Linked DNA regions of Homo sapiens: regions 2 and 3 are each linked to region 1. Evidence: chromatin contacts called from ENCODE Hi-C or POLR2A ChIA-PET data. All regions are on one chromosome and are shown on one strand. Each heading gives the region's core, a stretch centred on a gene start or an enhancer-like site at or near the end of the contact. The rest is flanking DNA. Distances are from core to core; before and after follow the strand shown.

What was found. Hi-C counts contacts between places; a loop is a spot of excess contacts on that map. ChIA-PET counts read pairs that join two places held with the same protein, here RNA polymerase II (POLR2A). Pooled maps may share reads with other maps.
Region 2: a loop to region 1 is called in a map of K562, with 4 times the contacts of the local background. The contact joins the enhancer-like site here to the promoter of BLTP2 in region 1. A Hi-C loop is called at or near these places in 13 of 168 maps with a recorded cell type or tissue (CD4-positive, alpha-beta T cell, CD4-positive, alpha-beta memory T cell, CD8-positive, alpha-beta T cell and 8 more), 1 of 37 single-sample maps with no recorded cell type and 14 of 50 pooled maps. POLR2A ChIA-PET finds 5 or more read pairs at or near these places in 36 of 52 experiments (A549, AG04450, B cell and 28 more).
Region 3: a map of naive thymus-derived CD4-positive, alpha-beta T cell shows a loop between it and region 1 (6-fold over the local background). The contact joins the promoter of UNC119 here to the promoter of BLTP2 in region 1. A Hi-C loop is called at or near these places in 1 of 168 maps with a recorded cell type or tissue (naive thymus-derived CD4-positive, alpha-beta T cell), 3 of 37 single-sample maps with no recorded cell type and 13 of 50 pooled maps. POLR2A ChIA-PET finds 5 or more read pairs at or near these places in 11 of 52 experiments (CD4-positive, alpha-beta T cell, Caco-2, GM12878 and 8 more).

The regions. Positions count from the first base shown.
Region 1 is chr17:28,642,066-28,647,221 of GRCh38, forward strand. It overlaps BLTP2 (bridge-like lipid transfer protein family member 2), which reads right to left and starts at 3,093. Exons shown (of 39, transcript NM_014680.5): 1 at 2,924-3,093; 2 at 1,993-2,122; 3 at 1,545-1,594; 4 at 1,099-1,246; 5 at 804-922; 6 at 210-270; 7 at 1-13. The coding sequence starts at 2,991. RefSeq lists silencers at 2,890-3,229, 3,250-3,479.
Region 2 is chr17:28,735,511-28,740,666 of GRCh38, forward strand. It overlaps NEK8 (NIMA related kinase 8), which reads left to right. Exons shown (of 15, transcript NM_178170.3): 5 at 1,796-2,004; 6 at 2,165-2,226; 7 at 2,309-2,490; 8 at 2,585-2,735; 9 at 3,161-3,237; 10 at 3,574-3,691; 11 at 4,953-5,103. Among named protein-coding and RNA genes, the nearest start is that of TRAF4, 5.9 kb to the right of the region's middle. RefSeq lists enhancers at 1,964-2,498, 2,399-2,578, 2,719-2,868, 2,879-2,938, 3,749-3,898 and 1 more. Within about 2 kb of position 2,626, at least 5 of the 41 ENCODE cell types and tissues checked have a DNase peak (open chromatin) inside an H3K27ac peak, as active enhancers do; they include B cell, GM12878 and OCI-LY7, where a contact is called at or near this core.
Region 3 is chr17:28,549,598-28,554,753 of GRCh38, forward strand. It overlaps UNC119 (unc-119 lipid binding chaperone), which reads right to left and starts at 3,027. Exons shown (of 5, transcript NM_005148.4): 1 at 2,741-3,027. The coding sequence starts at 2,960. It overlaps PIGS (phosphatidylinositol glycan anchor biosynthesis class S), which reads right to left. Exons shown (of 12, transcript NM_033198.4): 12 at 3,790-4,898. The coding sequence ends at 4,623. RefSeq lists silencers at 544-593, 2,644-2,693, 2,754-3,203.

The DNA.
Region 1 (5,156 bases), core at 1,843-4,342:
GGCAGGTGTCCTCCTGTGGGGATGATAAGCCTCTAAGGTGTATGTAAGAAAGTTTGGAAGTTTTAGGTCAAAATGTGGTGATCTGGAACACTGGGTACTGACTTGAGGGAACCCCCTAAGGTCAAAGAACCTAGGATGTAAGCCCTAAGCTCCTTCACACTTTACGCCCAGGAGGAAATGAGGCATCTGAATGATCATGGCATACTTACCAGCTGACCACTCTTTAGAACTTTGCTGTTGATCTTACATAAGCTCACCTCACAGATTAGCCTGGGAAAGGAAAAAAATTAAGAGCACTTGGCCTTGCCGGGCGCGGTGGCTCACGCCTGTAACCCCAGCACTTTGGGAGGCCAAGGTGGGAGGATCATGAGGTCAGGAGATCAAGACCATCCTGACTAACACGGTGAAACCTCATCTCTACTAAAAATACAAAAAATTAGCCAGGCGCGGTGGCGGCCGCCTGTAGTCCCAGCTACTCGGGAGGCTGAGGCAGGAGAATGGTCTGAACCCAGGAGGCGGAGCTTGCAGTGAGCCAAGACCGCACCACTGCACTCCAGCCTAGGCAACAGAGCAAGACTCTGTCTCAAAAAAAAAATTTAAAAAAAAGAGAACTTGGTCCCTTTCCTCACCACTTACCTCCAGTCAAGCTCTGGTGGCTAGAAGGGACAAGGCAATTGGAAATGTCTAATCTTAGCATCTCCTCCAACTGCACAGAATGAGAACTTAACACCTTGATAAGGAGGCCCTGAAGCAACTCTGAGGCAAGAATAGGACGGCTAGATCCTCTGCTCCCCAGTGCTTACCTTTTCCCATCACTATCCAAAAGAAATCTGCTTCTACTGATCTGAATATGCCATAAGGACTCAGAGGTATCCACCTTGAGAACCATGATGTTTATAGCATCTACATGAATGGAGAATAGCTGGAAGGAAGAAGCAAGGATGAACAATAATTAATGTTAAGGAACTGCCCTTCCTTTCCAGATGAGAAAGAGGGGCAGCTCTTAGCATTATGCCCTAAAAACAGAAAAATCTACCCATAACTCCAAAGCCAACCATGCCAAAGTACAGTCCAGGATAGCAGGAGAAGTTGTCTCACTTGGCAGAAGATCTTCAATAAGGATGGGCTGAAGGACAGTTCCTTTTGATCCACCCCAGCGCTCTGGGAGAATGGGGCAGACAGGTCAGAAACTTTCTGTAGGTCCGTTCTGATACGCACTTCTCCAAAGCACAATGCCACATAGTGTCTGCCCAGAAGAGAAATCTCACTGCCACCAGGTCCATCCCTCCCATAGCAGTCTATTCCCCACCCTCACATTCACTTTCTCATCCTTCCTAGAAATATAGCTCAAATCACAGAGATTAGTTTCATAGCAGTTATCAATATCTTCCTCACAACACAATGGCACCCAGGCTAACAGGAAGACTTCAGCAACAACCTCCCTTCCTCCTTGGATTGTGATGCCTCTGCAGAAGAGTGTCACTCTGCAAACACCAACTCCAAAGTACTCTTCTAGGGGAGAAGTGAGAATATAGGGTACTCACGGAAGATCATGGCTAAGGAGTTTGCTGGAAATCCACAGGTTATCAATTTCCTAAAACAGTGAGGGAGAAAGCTCTGTGTGCTAGCTGCTAAATAAGCCACGAGCAGCTTGACAAGCCAGGAAATGTTCTGGATTATTAGAATTTCTCTTTCATAGCCATGTTGCCTTGAATCCCATCTTAAATTAGAACAGTAAAATCTTCGATTTCCTGTTATCTTTCTTCTGTATCTTTGTTATGTGCCCTGGACACTCTGTGTCCTACAAACATTTTTAACTGAACAACTTGCAGCGTTCTCCAACTAGCTCTAAGATCATCTTGGCAAAGAAATGGCAAGGCTGGGATTAACTAGAAAAGCCACCAGGATTTCTATTTTTAAAAAAAGGAAATTAAGAGTTTAAATTCAATTGGATCAACCCTACACACATATCCAGAGTTTCCCAGAACTCACCACTGTTTGCTGGTGTTGCTGAAACTTAAGACTGACATTCTGGATCCAAAAAAAGCGGAAGGAGCCAATCTTTAGCTCCGCCTGCAGCTTCCGCTGACACCACTTGGTGGCCAACCGGACCACAAGCCACCTGCAGAAAAATTCCTGTTAATTCATAGGACCTTTTTCCAATGATGGTTTCCCTCACCCCTTGCTGGTCTTTCAAAGCCTTGCAAAAGGTCGTTCCTGAAACTGGATCTGAGCAACTCTCCTTTCTTCCAAAGCACCACTCTGTCATATACATTCAGCCACGCTGATCAAGATCCTAGCTCCCGACTGACCCCTCCACCCAGATGAAACCAGAAACTGCACCCTCTAAGTTGAAGACAAAAACAAAATCCCTCAAATTGTTATGAATCCCAGAGGCAGAGAGAGAAGACCCCAGCAAGAGTCAAAGCGGAGGCGGCTCTGTCACATGTGCCATCACACTCCCCAGAGGGTCTGTCTGTCTCCTGCTCCCACCCTCCAGACAGGTATCCACGAGAAGGCACTTTGAGGTCAGACCCGGCAGCTCGAATGCTGTTCTCCCCAGACCGATGCTGCAGGTGCCCATCGCGCTTGGCGAAAGGGACATGCAGGGGTGGGTGGAGGGGGAAAGGGAAGCCACTGAACCAGGCCCCTTCCTCACACTCCTATTCAGTTCCTGGCCTCAGCATTTCCTCAGACCCCGCCCGCTTCCTCAGTCTCCCCAACTCGCAGCCCATCCCTGGGAGCTCGGGCCACGCGCCTCCTCACGATCCCTCCCCTCGCCGCGCGCCCCCTCCCTCCACCCTACCCACTCTGCCTCACGCGCCTCAGTAAGGCGCGCGCCCCCTCCTCAGTCTTTCTTCCTCCTCTCCGCCCCCTCCCTCCCGCCGCCGCCGCCGCCGCCGGCGCGGCCGGGAACCCTCACCGGCCTAGAAAGAGGGCGCTAAGCGCAACTAGCAGCAAGACCAACAGCGCGGAGAAGAACAGAGGCATTTAGGTCCGGGTCCGGCCCGGCTTGGCCCCGGCCCCCGCCATGCCGGGCCCCGACGCCGGATCCGCGCAGCACCGCCGCGGGCCGACCAGCTGCGCGCGCAGGAGCAACGCTGAGCGAGGACGCGCTGGTGCGCACACGAGCCCCGCCTTCCGCAGCCCGCCAGCCAACCAACGGCCTCCCACCCCAGTCCCGCCCTGTCCTACGACGCTGCAGGGCCGACGGGCTGCGTGCGCGAGGAGCGGGCGTGGTTCCGGGAGGAGGGCGAGGGGGAGCGGACCAAGAGCTGAAACACGCCCCGGGCGCACACCACGGTGCCCGGAACCGCGGGGCTCGGGGACCCGCGGGGGTCGGAGTCCGGGCCCACTACCTGGGCTGGCGGTGGACCTGGCTGACTCATTTCGGTCCGGGGAGCTCACTTTGAGGGGAGTTGGAGTCCGCCTAGCCACTTAGGCCTGGACTCAGGGTTCTGCGGAAGTTACACCCCTGGTCAGACGTGGTAGCACTCCCATCTTATTCAAGATCCTGTTTGAAAATTACTGAGGCAGAAACTAGGAGGTAATTAAAAGGCCTCAAAAATCTCGCCTCATTCCATCCACAGAGGAAACTAATGAGGTTTTGTTTTTTTTTTCTTTGAGACAAGGACTCGCTACGTTGCCCAGTCTGGTCTCGAACTCCTGCAGGCTCAAGGGATCCTCCTGCCTCAGCCTCCTGAGTAGCTTGGACTAAAGACGCGTGTCACGGTTCCTGGCCAATGAGTTTTTACTTCATTTACTGTTTGAACACTGTTCTGGTCCATCTACTTATGGCACGAACTGGGCCCTGATGGAGGAGAGGAGGAGATACTGCAGAAGTAGTGAATATTGTTCTTGCCCTTTAGCAAAAAATAGTTTATCTGGGAAGCAAACATAATTACATAAAGTAGACAATACATAGTCAGTTTTGCCTGCTTCCTTCTGTGTAGTTTATCTGGGAAGCAAACATAATTACATAAAATAGACAATACATAGTTTTGCCTGCTTCCTTCTCTGTAAAATGAGAGAACAGGACAAAGGTCCCTCAGCGTTACTGTGCTAAGGATCAGTATCTGAATGATGATCTACTGATACAGCACAAGCTAAGGAAATCCTGACGGTTTCAAAATAAGTATTATGGAGGAGGTCATGTCTCTTTTCATACCCCTTCGCTCCCACGTCCTAATCTCCATATATATCCTTCAAGATTTTACTCAGAGCCTCTCTTTTTGGCTCCCTCAGATAAAACACCATTTCATCTTTCACCTGTGTGTTGCCCGAAGTTGCTTTCACTCCTCTGATTGTTTCCTCCCTTATCTATTCCTCTCTTCAGTGATTTCACATCTCCCCAAGAGCTCCAGCGCTGCTGTTTCAAGGTCATACTTACCTCTCAAGCACTGTATTTGCGTCATCTTCCTCGTCATCTGCAGCCTTCCCCCAGGGTATGTCCTCCGAATGCTCTGGGAAGGCCCAATTCACTGAAAACCTCTGTCCAAGTCAAGGAGGGGTGCCGTGCAACACGTATCCCTACTCTGGTTCATCTTATCCAATCTGTTTATTGAACCAAGATTCCTGTCACTTCCTTCCTTCTCCCTTGACTATTACCGGCCCTACTCCCAGCCATCTCATAGCCTAAAATGTTGATTTTATGATTTGTCTATTTCTTTCTGGAGAGATCTTAAGGGATCAACACAAGTGAAGTGGAATAAAGGCAGGGAGTCGGGGGTGGGGGGTGGTTGAGGCAACAGTGGGGCTCAACTAATTCATGGCCTCCATTTATTGAGACCACAAGCCCTTGTAAAAGAGACCAAGTCTTTTAACGTCACGGGCCATGTTTGGCACAGAAATGGTGTCTCTAAATGTTCAACATTAACAAAACAAATAGAAAAAAAAAGAACAAAACCCGGAAGTTTCTAAAAATAAAAAAAGCCTGCTAGTCACTGAAATTCCAGCAGATGGCAGCCATCTCCGTTCACCAATACCATGATTGGAAGCTACAGGAGCAAATTTTCTGCAATTGACACAGGAAAGGAGGAAATCAGGTAGGCAGAGGACAAAAGTAGTTTTCTATCCACCTTTTTAGAGAGATATATCTACGTTTGTCCAAAAAACAGGATTTGTTTTCCAAAAGCTAAACACAATCGTAGTGCACT
Region 2 (5,156 bases), core at 1,376-3,875, 93 kb after region 1:
GTGTCCCTCAGACTATGGATTTCTGAGAGTAGGTCTTGCCTCCCATTAGACGGAGGGCTCCTGAGGGCAGGGCTGTGGCTTTCCCAGAAGACCCTCCCAAGAGCAAGACTTGAGTTTTCCCAGCATGCTGGGGTTTCTGAGGATATAGCTGCAGCTCCCCTATCAGACTAGGGATCACTGAAAGCCAGGTTGGACTCCCCTGTCAGTCTGGGAGTCTCCTCATCAGACTGAAGTCTCCTGAGGGCAAAGCTGTTATTGTTTATTTATTTATTTTTTTTATTATACTTTAAGTTTTAGGGCACATGTACACAACGTGCAGGTTTGATACGTATGTATACATGTGCGATGTTGGTGTGCTGCACCCATTAACTCATCATTTAACATTAGGTATATCTCCTAATGCTATCCCTTCCCCCTCCCCCCACCCCACAACAGGCCCCGGTGTGTGATGTTCCCCTTCCTGTGTCCATGTGTTCTCATTGTTCAATTCCCACCTATGAGTGAGAACATGCGGTGTTTGGTTTTTTGTCCTTGCGATAGTTTGCTGAGAATGATGGTTTCCAGCTCCATCCATGTCCTACAAAGGACATGAACTCATCATTTTTTACGGCTGCATAGTTTTCCATGGTGTGTATGTGCCACGTTTTCTTAATCCATCTATCATTGTTGGACATTTAGGTTGGTTCCAAGTCTTTGCTATTGTGAATAGTGCCACAATAAACATACGTGTGCATGTGTCTTTATAGCAGCATGATTTATAATCCTTTGGGTATACACCCAGTAATGGGATGGCTGGGTCAAATGGTATTTCTAGTTCTAGATCCCTGAGGAATCGCCACACTGACTTCCACAATGGTTGAACTAGTTTACAGTCCCACCAACAGTGTAAAAGTGTTCCTATTTCTCCACATCCTCTCCAGCACTTGTTGTTTCCTGACTTTTTAAAGATCACCATTCTAACTGGTGTGAGATGGTATCTCATTGTGGTTTTGATTTGCATTTCTTGATGGCCAGTGATGATGAGCATTTTTTCATGTGTCTTTTGGCTGCATAAATGTCTTCTTTTGAGAAGTGTCTGTTCATATCCTTCGCCCACTTGTTGATGGGGTTGTTTTTTTCTTGTAAATTTGTTTGAGTTCTTTGTAGATTCTGGATATTAGCCCTTTGTCAGATGAGTAGATTGCAAAAATCTTCTCCCATTCTGTAGGTTGCCTGTTCACTCTGATGGTAGTTTCTTTTGCTGTGCAGAAGCTCTTTAGTTTAATTAGATCCCATTTGTCAATTTTGGCTTTTGTTGCCATTGCTTTTGGTGTTTTAGACATGAAGTCCTTGCCCATGCCTATGTCCTGAATGGTATTGCCTAGGTATTCTTCTAGGGGTTTGATGGTTTTAGGTCTAACATGTAAGTCTTTAGTCCATCTTGAATTAATTTTTGTATAAGGTGTAAGGAAGGGATCCAGTTTCAGCTTTCTACATATGGCTAGCCAGTTTTCCCAGCACCATTTATTAAATAGGGAATCCTTTCCCCATTTCTTGTTTTTCTCAGGTTTGTCAAAGATCAGATAGTTGTAGATGTGTGGCATTATTTCTGAGGGCTCTGTTCTGTTCCATTGGTCTATATCTCTGTTTTGGTACCAGTACCATGCTGTTTTGGTTACTGTAGCCTTGTAGTATAGTTTGAAGTCAGGTAGCATGATGCCTCCAGGCAAAGCTGTTATTATCCCAGGAGACCAGGGGCTGGAGCTGGGGGGTGCTGCCCTCACTTCCCCAAATTCTCAACCTGGTGCCTTCACAGAACTTGCCAGCACTGGTGCTGAAGATCATGAGTGGCACCTTTGCACCTATCTCTGACCGGTACAGCCCTGAGCTTCGCCAGCTGGTCCTGAGTCTACTCAGCCTGGAGCCTGCCCAGCGGCCACCACTCAGCCACATCATGGCACAGCCCCTCTGCATCCGTGCCCTCCTCAACCTCCACACCGACGTGGGCAGTGTCCGCATGCGGAGGCCTGTGCAGGGACAGCGAGCGGTCCTGGGCGGCAGGGTGTGGGCACCCAGTGGGAGCACAGGAGGTCTGAGGCAGAGGGAAACCTGGGGCAAGTCCTCCCTTCCTGCATGTAGGAATGTCAGGAGGGTCTTTGTCCTTAGGCCCCCATCTGTCCTGCAGGGCAGAGAAGTCCGTGGCCCCCAGCAACACAGGGAGCAGGACCACCAGTGTCCGCTGCAGAGGTAAGTGGGAAGAGGCCGCCAGTCCCCATGGATGCCACACCATTCCCATCAGTTTAATAGTCCCCATGCACTGTACCTGCAGGTATCCCCCGGGGACCTGTGAGGCCAGCCATCCCACCACCACTGTCGTCAGTGTATGCCTGGGGTGGTGGGCTGGGCACCCCCCTGCGGCTGCCAATGCTCAACACAGAGGTGGTCCAGGTGGCAGCTGGGCGCACGCAGAAAGCCGGCGTCACGCGCTCTGGGCGTCTCATCCTGTGGGAGGTGAGCAGGCCAGGGGGTGGCCTGGATGGGTGGAGGTGGAGGTCCACAGCAGGGTTGGGGTGCTCAGGCGCTGCCCATCCCCCTGCCCCTGCAGGCCCCACCCCTAGGTGCAGGCGGAGGCAGTCTCCTTCCTGGGGCAGTGGAGCAGCCACAGCCCCAGTTCATCTCGCGTTTCCTGGAGGGCCAGTCGGGTGTGACCATCAAGCACGTGGCCTGTGGGGACTTCTTCACTGCCTGCCTGACTGGTGAGTTGTCGGGCCTACCTTGTGGGACCTGCTCTGAGGCCCCACAGAGCACCTTCTCTCTTCTCTTGCAAAACACGCACTTAATGAATGCTTCTGTCTACTAGTTATCGAGTTATTGCTTCTGTCTAGTAACTATTGAGGAGATTTCCTTATACAACCTCCTTTACCCTACGGACAGGCCTGGCAAGGCAGTTATTATATTATCCTCATTTGACAAGTGGGGACGCTAAGGCTCAGAGAGGGTGTCACTTGTCCAAAGTCACATATGTTTGAAGGGACTCATATCCTTTTCTCTCTTCCTATCCCATCCTTCCAGCCCTGGTCCCCAACTTTATTTTGCTGCTGCAACCCACTGGAGGACCGGGCTATCTGGAAAGACTGTTTAACTTCTTTCCCTTCTCCTTCCTCACTGCCCTTCTCCCCAGACAGAGGCATCATCATGACATTCGGCAGCGGCAGCAATGGGTGCCTAGGCCATGGCAGCCTCACTGACATCAGCCAGGTGGGTGTCACATATACCTTGGGAAGGGGAAGTCGGGGGATGGCGGGGAGCCCACATCTGTGAGTTGACACCAGATTGGGGGCAGGGGAGTTCCCAGCAACCACAGGTTCCTCTAGCTTCCCAGCTGCACCTGCTCTGGGCCACCTACATCGGGGAAAGTACAGAAAAACCAGGCTTCCCCAATGGTTGCCCACCTGGCAGTGTGTATGGCTGGATTTAAAGACACAGCCACCTCCTGAGAATGTGTAGCCTCCAGCTTTGTCCCTACAGGGGGTGTTGAAGCCAGATGGCTCCAGACCCTTTGCCCAGTTTCTCCTTGCTTCCTCTCCTCTCTAGCCCACCATTGTGGAGGCTTTGCTGGGCTATGAAATGGTGCAGGTGGCCTGTGGGGCCTCTCACGTGCTGGCCCTGTCCACTGAGCGAGAACTATTTGCCTGGGGCCGTGGAGACAGCGGTAAGCTCCAGCCTTTAGGCCCCATCTCACAGCATCCTCAGCCATGACTTGCTCCCCTTCATACCCACCTTCCACCTCACAGCACATTCTCTCTTCCCTCTTTTCTCTCAAATTCTCTTCATTCATTCAACAAACCTTTATTTTACACCGACTATGTGCACACCCTGTGCTGGGTGCTGAGATGAGATGGAGATGTGGCTTCCTTCAGGTGTTTATGAGGTAATGAAGGAAATTTCATTCATCCACCTAGTTTTTTATTTTATTTTGAGATGGAGTCTCGCTCTGTTACCCAGGCTAGAGTGCAGTGGCGTGATCTCAGCTCACTGCAACCTCCACCACCGGGTTCAAGCGAATCTCCTGCCTCAGCCTCCCAAGTAGCTGGCATTACAGGCACCCGCCACCGCGCCCAGCAAATTTTTGTATTTTTAGTAGAGACAGGGTTTCACCATCTTGGCCAGGCTGGTCTCGAACTCCTGACCTCGTGATCCACATGCCTCAGCCTCCCAAAGTGCTGGGATTACAGGCGTGAGCCACCACGCCTGGCCCATCCACTAATTTTTTTTATTGAGGTCCTCTTTGGGTCAGGCATCAGGCTGGCCACTGAAACTAGAGATGACACTGATGGGTTCTTGTCTTCCTGGAGGACTCAGTCTAGTGGGAGAAAGATGACATTGCCAGCATGCCAGAGAACAGATAGCATCAGGGCTACACCCCAGTGCAGAGGCGTGGAATTCAGTGAACAGTAATGTCAACTGGAGGAGAGAGATGTCATTTGAACAGGGCTTTAAAGGAGGAGGATTTTGAGCCGGCGTGGTGGCTCACGCCTGTAATCCCAGCACTTTGGGAGGCCGAGGCAGGTGGATCACAAGGTCAGGAGTTCAAGACCAGCCTGGCCAACATGGTAAAACCCCGTCTCTACTAAAAATAAAAAAATTAGCTGGGCATGGTGGTGCATGCCTGTAATCCCGGCTACTCAGGAGGCTGAGGCAGGAGAATCGCTTGAACCCAGGAGGCAGAGGTTGCAGTGAGTGAAGATCATACCCTTGTACTCCAGCCTTGGCGACAGAGTGAGACTCAGTCTCGAAAAATAAAAATAAAAAATAAAGAAGGAGGATTTTAACCAGCAGAGGGGCCTAGGAAAGGCATTTGGGACTGAGAGAACAGAGAACTCATGCTGTTCCCTCCCCTCAGTGGGCCCTCCTCATTCGGGCATCACCCCCACTAAAGCTCAAATTAACTCCTTCTGGGTTTCTTCTTGTAGGCAGACTGGGGCTAGGCACCAGGGAGTCCCACAGCTGCCCCCAGCAGGTGCCCATGCCCCCAGGACAGGAAGCTCAGCGAGTTGTATGTGGTATCGATTCCTCCATGATCCTCACTGTGCCTGGCCAAGCCCTAGCCTGTGGGAGCAACAGGTGAATAGATCATCAGGATGACTAACCTGCCCCTGGCTCTCCTTGGCTGCAAG
Region 3 (5,156 bases), core at 1,777-4,276, 93 kb before region 1:
CCACCACCATGGAGAAAGTAGTCCTGGACCCCCATAGAGAAGAACACAGGCTAGGCCAGGAGGAGGGTGTGGCAGGTGCAGCAGTGGGTGTGGAAGGGGTAAGGGGAGTCCTCAGGCCCAGGAAGGGAACCAAGAACAGTGGGAGGCCCTGCCTGAGGAAGCTCAGGGAGCTACAGGGCCTGATCTAACCCTCACAGCTCTTGCAGCAGCAACTTCAAGTGCTCAGGGAGGCCCTGGCAACAAAAAGAGCTGAGAGGTGCAGGGAGGGACTCGTGCTGTCAGCCTGCACAGCATCACATCCTCCCCTGGTGGCCCACAGAGGCCTGGAAATCACCCTCCAGGCCCCTGGGCCACCTCCTATTCCTCTGGGGCAGGAACAGGAAGTGAATATAAAGTCATTTTCTCTTCCCCAGGTCTGCTTCTTCCCCAAGCCTGACGCTGTCCCCTCCAGGAAGCCCTCCTGGCAGCCATCTGGTACCCTGGGGCCCAGCATGGACTTTATACAGCTTGGGGAAGAGGCAGGGCCCTGAGTCTACTACAGCCCACATGTGGGGTGGGGAGAGAATGGAAGTGGGCAACCCCTATCTCACCCCATTCACCCTATTTTCACAGAAAGTAAGCACCAGTATAAAGACATAGAAAGAAGGTACAGAGCATAGGGAACGGAGGTGGCAGAGTGGGGAGCAGGATCCCAGTGCCCAACTCCCAGATCCCTGTAAGGCCTTCTCTTCTCCCATTCTCCAACTTTTGGAGCCTCTCTCATTTGGGAACAACTTCCTGCAGTCTAACCTCAGTCTCTTCTACTGCAAACTCAATCTATCAACCTCTCTGTCCTTAGAAGAAGTGAGGAACACGGATATCTATGGCTCAGAACACCACGGCCACTCCTTCTCTTCTAGAAAGGATGAGGCCTGGGACCCAGGGTCAGGTCAGAATAAGGGGCAGAGTGGCCAAGGGCTCAGAACACAACTGCTCTATTCCTCTCAGCCACAAATAGCTTCCTAAGCTGGATTCAGGGCCCAGTAATCTGGGAACAGCAAACCTCAGACCTGCATGATTAGGGTCAGAAGAGACCAGGCAAGGGGTGCCAGGGTGGAAATCCCTGGAACTCTGTTCTCAATTCCTGCACAGGAAGGGGTTCTCATGAAGCCCTTTCCTCTACTTACCCTTCACAGATGCCCCATCTCTAAGGGCTATGAATTTCCTCCAAATTAGGAGACAAATGGTGGTACATGAGCTGGAAGCTCCCTCTAGTTGCAAAATAAACCCCCAAAGTTACTCAGGACTCAGTCAGTCTGAGAAAGTTCTGCCCCAGAGCTAAGCTGAATCCTAAATGCTGCTATTGCAAATTGTAGCCCAACTGGCTTCAACATCAGCCTGGTCCAGCCTCCCTCTCTCCATTGATGCCTGCTTGGGCAAGGGAGCTCAGTACTCTGGGGGCCCAGCTAAGAATGGCTGCTGCCTAGCTCAGTAAGGAGAGAGGAATTGGCCCCCAGGGACCCAGGAGCACAGGCTCAAGGCTGTCTCCCCTCCACAGCTCTGTCTGGGAGTCCGGTGTTCTGCTGCTTTGGAAGCTCTAGGGCTCAGGTCCACTCCAATACATGCCCCCCATACCCACAGAGAGGCCCCCCCCAACAGTTATTCTCACAAAGGGGGCCAGGGCAGGTTGCTGGTGAATGTGGCCAAGGTGGAGAGCCACTGTCTCTCCATGCACCTTTCATCCTTTGAGGCTCATCCAAAGCCTCTGCTATGAGGTTTCCTAGCCCTCGTTCCCTGCCTATGATGACCCCCTCCCCTGCCCTGAAAGCCAAGTTGTTTGACTCCAGGCAGCAGCTATGAGCAGCCCTGTAGGGCCCAAAAATACTACTGATCAAAGAGCCCAATGTACACAGCATGCATAGATGCCAGGCACTGTACAGAATCAGAGGACTTATCTTCACAATAATCTTACGAGAAAGGTATCATTATCCCCATTTTACAGATGAAAAGACATGCTCAGAGAGGTGAGGTTACTTGCCCAAGGTCACACAGACAATTATATGGCAGAGTTGGAACTCCAACCCAGGCAGTCCAGCTCAGAAACTCTTAACCACAGTGGAGACCAAGCCTCCCTTGATGACAGAGCCCCCAGAAGAGGACAGGTGCTAGTCCAGGCTTGGAGGGACATTATGCCACTCCCCATGAGAGGAACCACAGCCAACACACTAAAGCTGCCTGCTCAGTTTCTTTCCCGGGGAAGAAAATGGCCCAAGTCTTCCTGGAGGATCAGGGTGAGGGTATTAATGGTTGGGGAGACATGAAGAGTCTGAATGCCTCCCAAGTAACTCAGCCTCCACCTAGCCTCCAGCGTGGGGGCTGAGGACAGGCTGCACTCAGCCCCTCTCTTCATTAGTGCAGGGACGGGCCTCAAAGCGCTCTGGAGACTCCACAGCTACAGGGCTATGGTTGCAGCTGCTGCCGCACGTACCTCCACGCTGGGAAAAGGGGACGGGCCCCTGGAAAAGGAAGGAATAAATCTCGAAAGGGAGAAGAAGGAGGCACAGAGAGAGATCAAGGGAAGGGGGTACACAGAGATCTCAGACCTGGCGGCAGAAGGGAGAGCAGGGGACACAGGAGAGGGGACTCGGTGGGGGAGGGGAGGCGGGAAAGGGGGCGGGGGCCAGGGCTTGGCGCGCCGGGAGGGCCCCTCGCACCCTCTCCCCTTCCCACCCGCGGGCGGCGCTCCCTCGCGGGTGCTCACCACCGGTGATCCGCTGCAGCCCCAGCACGTCCTCCGGCCCGATCGGCTGCTTCCTCTGCAGCGGCCCCGGCCTGGGCCCTGGGCCTGCGTCCGGCTCCGACTCGGACCCAGATTCGGATTCCGCAGGCGGCTGTGGTATGGGGGCCACGCTCTGGCCCGAGGGCCCCGGAGCGGACTCCGTCGCCGTCCCGGCCCCACCGCCGCCCTTCTTCACCTTCATGGCCTTGCGGGGCCGAGGCTCGCCTGCTGCTGCCGCCGCTGCCTGCGCCGGCTGGAGCCGGGGGAAGTGGGAGCATCCGCAGCCCCGCCCCCGGCCGGGGCCCCAGGTACTGCCCCGCCCCGGCCCCGCCCCTGGGGTGGGCCCTGCGCTGATCCCGCCCGCCGCCCGGCCCAACCCTCCCGAAATGCGACGGGCGCGGGGGATGGGAGTCGGGGTATCCTGCCCTGGGCTTCATTCTGTTTTTCTAACACTTTCTTGTACTGGTACTAGTGGGGTCCTGACTACCTCTCCGCTTACTCATTGTGTTCCAGCCTTTCTGCCCGTGAGTTCCAGGCTCAGGGTCTCTGCTTGGATGGTCTTCCCCAGATGGCCTCTTTTCTCCTAGTCACAGCTCAAATGTCATCTGCTCAAAGGGCCTCCCTCACACCCAGTCTGAAGTCCTTCCCCCTCAGTCACCATCTGACCAGCCTGTTTTTGTCTTTCTAATGCATTATGTGAAATTATTTTTATTTGTCCGCTGACTCTTCCCCCTGAAAGCTCAGCTCTGTGAAAGCACTGGTCCTGCCTACTTTGTTCTCTGTAGGACCCCTGTACCTAGCAGAAGGCTCCCTGCAGCTGGTGCTCAAGACTTTTTTTTTTTTTTTTTTTTTTTTTTTGACCTGATGAATTAGTATCTCAGGTAAAAAGCAGATGCTAACAGCCTTGGGCAATCCAGCTAGGAAGGGCACATGGCCACGTGGAAGCAAAGTGGACCTGTGGGCACAGGAGGACAAACACCAGGAAACTGTTACTTACGCGTGAATGCAGAAAGAGTAGAGCTCAGACTTTGTATCATTCCAATTCATATTCAGCCAGTGTTTATTAAGAGCCTACTACACGCCAGACACTTTACATGCTGATCACATTTACTCCTCACAACCATCTTGTAAGGGAGACATCATCAGTGCCATTTGAACAAATGAAAAACTGAGGCTCAGAGAGATTCAATACCTTATCCAAAGCTCTCCAGACAATAAGTGCAAAAACAAGGATTTGAATTCAGGACTGTTTGATTCCAAATCTGGAACTTTCTGGAACCTCTGACACACACACACACACACACACACACACACACACACAGCACCATGTCCTGAGCTGCTGCCTCCTGGACTCCCGCCAGACTGCACCTGACAGACAAAGCCAACTAGGAGGGAGGGGAGTGAGGGAGAAGGTCCCACAGGTGACCAATGCCTGGCCCCTTCATGACAGCAGGGGCTAGGGCTGTCCCACAGGGACTAGAGAGAGGTGTGGAAGGCAGGGACTTTCCCATAATGCTCCCTCCTCTCAGTGCACAAGTGTGCTATGTTGAGAAATGGGGCAAAAGAACAAACAGTCCTTGCCACAGAGGGAGACAGGCAGCAGCCTTATCAAACAAGATAAGGAGACCCGGATGATGTGCCTTTTGAGGCCCCTGGTGGTGGAGGAGGATTGAGCCAGGTGAATGGGAAAGGAAGAAAAGATGAACCCATCTTGGAGTGTTGTACTTTGGTTGCTGGAGAGCCAACAGTGGAGACTGGAGACAAATATTTAAGTCATTCCGGCAGGCCCCATGTACGTGCCTCACAATCTAACACCGCCCACCTTGGCCAGAAAGGAAGGCTTCCTATGGAGGTGCTGCCCTGCTCAGTCTGTCTTCTCAGGCTTTCTCCAGGACTTGCGGGTCTCCAGGAAGATCTTGACCAGGGACAGGAGGATGGGCACAGCCATAGGCAGGAAGAGTGGGATGTAGATGGCAAACTTCTGGTCATCAGGGAAATAAAGGAGGTGGAGGAGTGACGGGTCAAAGAAGGCAAGCTCAGAGGATGTCACAGCTTCCTGGCTGGCGACAAAGGCAGATGCCAGGTGCCCAGACGCCAACTCTTCTGCCGACTTCTGGACGGCAGCTACAGCCTTGTACACCTAGGAAGGAGAAGGGACAAGAGGGTATACCAGTAAGTCCTAGGCATTGGTGGAAAGGGTGCTGGGCCTTACTGTGCCTTCCATCTACCAAGGAAGATGCCTGGAGTTCATCCAGGATCTATGGAAGTCTTTCTACAGGGATATGGTTTATTTTCCTAGGGTCAGCTTGAAACCTCGCACTCTCATCTGCACTCCTGCTTGGGGGCTGGTACTGCCGTCTAGAGGAAGGCTGGGACACTAAAGATGGCAAGCCCACAC